2 separate regions of the Homo sapiens genome follow, and region 1 is linked to region 2. The links are chromatin loops, found by intact Hi-C in ENCODE. Cell type or tissue: PC-3. All regions are shown on one strand. Links, peaks and the distances in the headings refer to the core of each region. The heading gives the core; the rest is flanking DNA. Region 1 overlaps UGP2 (UDP-glucose pyrophosphorylase 2). Region 2 has its middle 100 kb from the start of MDH1.

Region 1 (2,887 bases), core at 1-2,500, 200 kb after region 2:
ATTTTACTGAAATGAGAATCTTTAAAATAGGATCACTATTAGCATTAGCTTACTAAAGATGATTGAGTAAAAGCAGAAAAAAAATGACAATTTGTACTGAATATAACCTATTAAAGGAATGTTATCACTGTAAGAATATTCATTTACATTATTGTAGTACTCAGGTACTCTTCAGTGTCATTCCAGCCTCACGTAAGAAATAGGAGGGAAACGGGGGTATAAAAGTATTAAAGCTCACCAAAGATACAATAGCTTTTTCCAAATCATGTAATTTTTTAAAAAATCTCCTAACTAGATTTCATATACTCCTCCCATTAAAGCTACTTACTTAAATGAAGATCTTGAAAAAACAAATACATATATTGAATTTTATTGCTGAGACTGCCTAAAGACTTAAGACATGAAAAATCTTATCAGTAAACTGTTATAAAAACAACAACAAAAGCCCTATATGTAAATGTAAACCAAGCACCTTTTAATTTCTCTATGAAGGTTAGATAATGCTGGTGGCCTTGCAAGTAGGCCTCCAAAAGGGGCTGGCCATGCTGTGGCACCGGGTCCACTTCCCGCTCTTAGTTCTACCTCTAACAAGGAGACAGAGAATCTAGAACTACTGCCAGGATTGTTACAGAAGGACACATTACAATTTTCCTTAACTGTTATTTGTTTTTCATGTTTAATATTGTTTATAAAAAAAGTTACTTCACTGTAAAAAAAAAAAAGTTGTACATAAACTTGATCACTGTAAGATAATCAAATTGCATTTCAGTTGCAAGTACACTCTTTTGTTTTCCCTGTCACTTAGGGAACGGTTATCATCATTGCAAATCATGGTGACAGAATTGATATCCCACCTGGAGCAGTATTAGAGAACAAGATTGTGTCTGGAAACCTTCGCATCTTGGACCACTGAAATGAAAAATACTGTGGACACTTAAATAATGGGCTAGTTTCTTACAATGAAATGTTCTCTAGGATTCTAAAATAGGCAGGTACTTTACTATGTTACTGTACCCTGCAGTGTTGATTTTTAAAATAGAGTTTTCTGCAGTATGCTTTTAGTCTAAGAAAAGCACAGATGGAGCAATACTTTCCTTCTTTGAAGAGAATCCCAAAAGTTAGTTCATCTTAAAGTGCAATATTGTTTAATCTTAAAACTGGGCAACTTTGGAAGAACTTTTAACAGAAGCCTCAATGATGATCACTTTGAATTGCTTGTGATTTCAAAAATAAAGCAGTGAAGCAATACTTGTGTACACTGGTACTTTATAATGCTAACTATAAACTGGTTTATTGTTGTTAGACAGTTACTATATTAGTTGGAAGATTTGCCCTTTAAGTACACACTGGCTAGTTACCTAGCCAGTGTGTACTTAATGAGTCCAGTTTTTGGCATTTCTAAGAATCTTAATCATACCATTATTTCCACAGGAATTAAACTGAAGGTATTTTCTTTAGTACCTACCTTTCATCTAGTTCTAAAACTGGGATGCCTGCCATGCTTTCCACAAACTCTCCATTTATTGAAACAAAGTGGCATTTATTTTCCCAGCTGACGGGGGTGGGCAAAGGGAAGGCATTTCTTCACATCCTTGTACTCTTCTATAGTGAGGTAGGGGGTATAGCTTCATAAAAAGTTCCCTTTCCCTGAAGCTTCATTTCCTGAAGCTTGTTTATTATCACTGAAAAAATGATCATTAATAATCTTTCCATTCAGGTCTGCTGGTAGTTCAATTTATGCCTTTTCTTTAAATTCATCCATACTTGTTTTGAGTAGGCTGCTTGTTTAAAGTTCACAATATACCACTTAAAAAAAAGTTGCCTTTTAAAGTCTGTTAATTTTTTACAGCTTTATTTTAGACAGATAGTTTAAGAACCAAAGACATACCTCTGTAATGATAAAGGAAAGAAAACAAGCTTTCCTTTTAAGAAACCAAAGAGCACAAAATAAGACTGTTTCATTATACATAATCACCACAGGATATTAGGCACTCTGACAGGGTTAGGCAAGATTCTTGGTGTGAGGTGAAGCACAGGCACTTTATTTGTACAGTGCTGCTGATTCTAATTTTGAAGGTAGGTATTATAAAAGTCTTTACTTGTCACCTTATTTCTGGCCCCAACACAGCAGCCTATAGTTTTAAAAGTTCTGTTTCTCCCTGGTCTTTGTTCGTATACACATCGAAAGTAACTTAAAAACAAGGATCCAAGGGGGCCATACTTCATATGTTATCTAAATGTTAATATGAGAACTCAAAAGTAGGCAGATTATATGAATACATATTCTTACCTCTGCTACAAATAAAAACACCCCAAACCCTTCATCATACTTTTATAAAAATACAGATATTAAACTGTAGCCTTTTATATACCATTTCTGAAAAGTATTTAGTTGCATAAATAGATGCCAGGATCTTTTTTTTTAAGTATTAATTACTTAAAAAAAGGCTTAAGTCTTTCAGGTATTTAGAGAGCTCTGGAAGGCTTTACCCAGTTGACATACGGTGGTAGTAGAAATATTAAATATGCAACACACAAAGCCTGCAACTTGACATTGGTCACTGAAACAAAAATTGAATTCCTAAATCCAAGCAATCAAAAGATGTTTATTTTTTATAGAAAGATCTGTAAAAAAATAATAATTTTTCAAACAGCTTTACTTTCATAGAGAAAACTTTCTACAGAAGTTGACTAAGATTTTAAATTGTACCATCATTAAATAAGGTGGGACACCATATGAATTTCATTGCACTGGAAGAAATGCAAAGCATTTTTTAATATAAAGTATACAGAGCATTCTAGTCAACTACAGCTGTGTTACAGCTATGTGTTCTTTTGGATTTGGTCCAAAGAAACCTGAGTCTGTTTCCAGAGAGAATGAAAAATG
Region 2 (2,931 bases), core at 239-2,738:
ATTATGAATATGTGTAAAGTTTACCTGTAATGATTCCATTGCGTAGTTGTTAAAAGCAAAAGATTGGAATTAATATAAATATCTACCAAAGGTGGCACATTAAATTACATAGGGGAATGCCATGGTAATAGTAAAAAAAAACCACATAATTCAAGAATAGTTGGGTAGGGAAATGTAATGCAAATGTATATCAGTGGGGAGAAATGAATGTACATGCATAACCTTAAAACATATATTTATCTGGATCTGTTATAAGCAACAATAACATCAATGATAGCATTTTTGCTCTCAACTAAATCTCACGTGGGCACCCTTAGCATCCAGCTTTTAGTCTCTATTATCCATTAATATGAACCAGGAAATTTGGGGGATGGTTGACTCCATAGTTTGAGGGCAGGAAAAAATTATGTTGGATCTGAAACATCAGGATGTTTGGATAGGATACAAGGATAGAAATGCTTAGAGGACAGAAGGCACTATATAAGGACGCCTCCCCTGAACAGGTTATGAACATTTGTGTATCAGAAAAGAAGTAGTAGGCTGGGCGCAGTGGCTCATGCCTATAATCCCAACACTTTGGGAGGCTAAGGCGGGCAGATCACTTGAGGTCAGGAGTTGGAGACCAGCCTGGCCAACACGTTGAAACCCCACCTCCACTAAAAACACAAAAATCAGCTGGGCGTGGTGGTGGGCACCTGTAATCCTAGCTACTGGGGAGACTGAGGTGAAAGAATCGCTTGAACCTGGGGGGCGGAGGTTGCAGTGAGCCAAGATTGTGCCACTGCATTCCAGCCTGGGCAACAAGAGCTAAACTCCATCTCAAAAAAAGAAAAAAAGAAAAAGAAGTAGTAATATCAATAATAATGGGTAACTGAAACCAGCTGAGACTGTAAAAGGCTGTGAGTTCATACTGATGCTGAAGGAGGAATGCCAATTATAAGTGATAAAAATGTAACTGACATACAAAAGGAGAATAAAAAAGTTTTGGTTTACTTTGTTAACTTTAATAAGTAGAAAGGTATGATCTATACAAGATTTTTAAAAATTATATACTACAAAGTGTGTGTGTGTGTGTGTGTGTGTGTGTGTGTGTGTGTGTATTTTTCTATTCTATTAGCAGGAAGAAGTTTACAAATATTTACTGAATGAATGAAATAATTATAAAAAAATATAGGACCTACTCATTGTCTATAAATGATTATTTTCTCCAGTATACTATTACAAGTTACTCTCAATAATTATTCCTGGAAGGACATTTTCTTCAAGTTTTGTTTGAGCCACAGATTTCTAGCTCTACTCTTACTGGGAGTGCCTGATTTTGTTAGAGCCTTACATTACACAGAGAAAAACTTTAATATAAGTATATAAAACACAGCATTGACCAGCAGATGGCTCTACAGAGCAACAACAAAAAAAATCACGACATAATTTAAAACTGATGTATGTGTAAATCATTACTACAGGAAATCTTTTTTACATTCTCTCTGTGTGTGTATGTGTGTGTATGAGAGAAACTGGAATGGTAAAAATGAAAACATTTAACTTGTTAAATTAACTTAGGCAAGTTAAATGTTTTGGTAAAATTTTAGAAGAAAATAGTTTTCAAGAAGTTCATCATGAAGTTATTACTGTCAACTTCTACATCAAAATTTACCCATAATATATGCAAAAGTAGTTCAACACAGATATCAAGAGCAAATTGACTGGAATTAATTGCTGCTTTTAAGTGTCATCTTCTAAACAGTATAAACCAAGGTCAAGAATATTCAGCAATCATTATTTATTCAGATCTAAAAGTAATGTGATGTTTAGAAAAGTGACTGTACTAAAATCTCTTTTAGATAGGCCTTAAATGATTTTTGAAATTTAAGAAGTACAAATTAAGTAATATAGAATATAAGCTTCATTCTGAAAAATATATCTAGGAATAAATATATACATAATGGCTTATATCTCAAACAGATATACTGATTTCCCTTGACATTCTTATGTATTATGTACTATCTTATAATGACAGTTCCAGGGATAATAAAATATAACACTGTTGTTTCTAGATTTTAATTGAAATGCATTCTGTCTCATTCATTCATTCAACTAACATTTATTGAGCACTGGCTATGTGCTACATAAGCAAGCTGTTTTAGGCACTTAAAATGTATAAATTCATTTAATTCTCAACTTTATGAGGTAGATACCATTATTATCCCCATTCTACAGATAAAAAACTGAGGCATGGAGATTAAATAACTAGTTCAAAGTCAGAGAGGTGACAAGTGGCAAATGCAAACTCTGGTGGTTTAGCTCCAATTCCAGTGGTCTTCCATGCATTCACTCATCAGAAAATATTAATTGGAGAATACAGCGCTCTCCTAGATGTCATACAAAAATATATGCACAAGGGGACTATAAACTAGGGAATAAACTTTACATTGGTAAGATGTTTTATAGTTTACAAAAATATGTTCGTATACCCATGAATATTAAGTAACTCTTCAAGAAAACAGTGCAGAAGATGGTATAAGCTGGTATGTATAATAAAATACCATATTAGTGGTACAGATAGTAATTTAAAAATATAACCAAGCAAAAGAAAAGATGGCTATAGACTACAGTAGATATAGATATTAGATAGATAGATAGATAGATAGATAGATAGATAGATAGATAGATAGAATTTAATGGAGGTGGTGGGAGTTGAATGGAGCTAGGCCTGAACAGTGGGGAGGATTTGAGGGGACAAGGAGGAAGTAGGAAAGGTACTACTCTGACAGCCCCAGGAGTACAGAGATTAGAAACCAATAAGACCTGATCAGAACAGACCCCCAAGGCGGGTTGTGGAAAATAAGGTTGGACAAGTAGGAGGGAGCAGATTTTGGAGACCTTTGAATGTTAGGAATGCTAGAGACTACAAGGGCAAGTAATTGATAAGTT

What was found. Peaks named below come from ENCODE experiments on the same cell type or tissue, not always from the same donor. Only the 100,000 strongest peaks of a DNase experiment are listed, where the experiment ranks them.
Region 1: a loop joins it to region 2, with 6 times the contacts of the local background. A loop is called at or near these places in 49 of 110 quality-filtered maps.

The regions. Positions count from the first base shown.
Region 1 is chr2:63,890,315-63,893,201 of GRCh38, forward strand. UGP2 (UDP-glucose pyrophosphorylase 2) reads left to right here. Exons shown (of 10, transcript NM_006759.4): 10 at 806-1,246. The coding sequence ends at 913. It overlaps VPS54 (VPS54 subunit of GARP complex), which reads right to left. Exons shown (of 23, transcript NM_016516.3): 23 at 1,836-2,887. Among named protein-coding and RNA genes, the nearest start is that of UGP2, 50 kb to the left of the region's middle. In PC-3, for the core only: no CTCF peak of the experiment used is centred there; a DNase peak (open chromatin) is centred at 1,447; H3K4me3 peaks cover 579 bases; H3K27ac peaks cover 1,780 bases.
Region 2 is chr2:63,690,815-63,693,745 of GRCh38, forward strand. It overlaps a transcript of WDPCP not described here. Among named protein-coding and RNA genes, the nearest start is that of MDH1, 100 kb to the left of the region's middle. In PC-3, for the core only: a CTCF peak has its summit at 1,403 (motif pointing right); no DNase peak of the experiment used is centred there.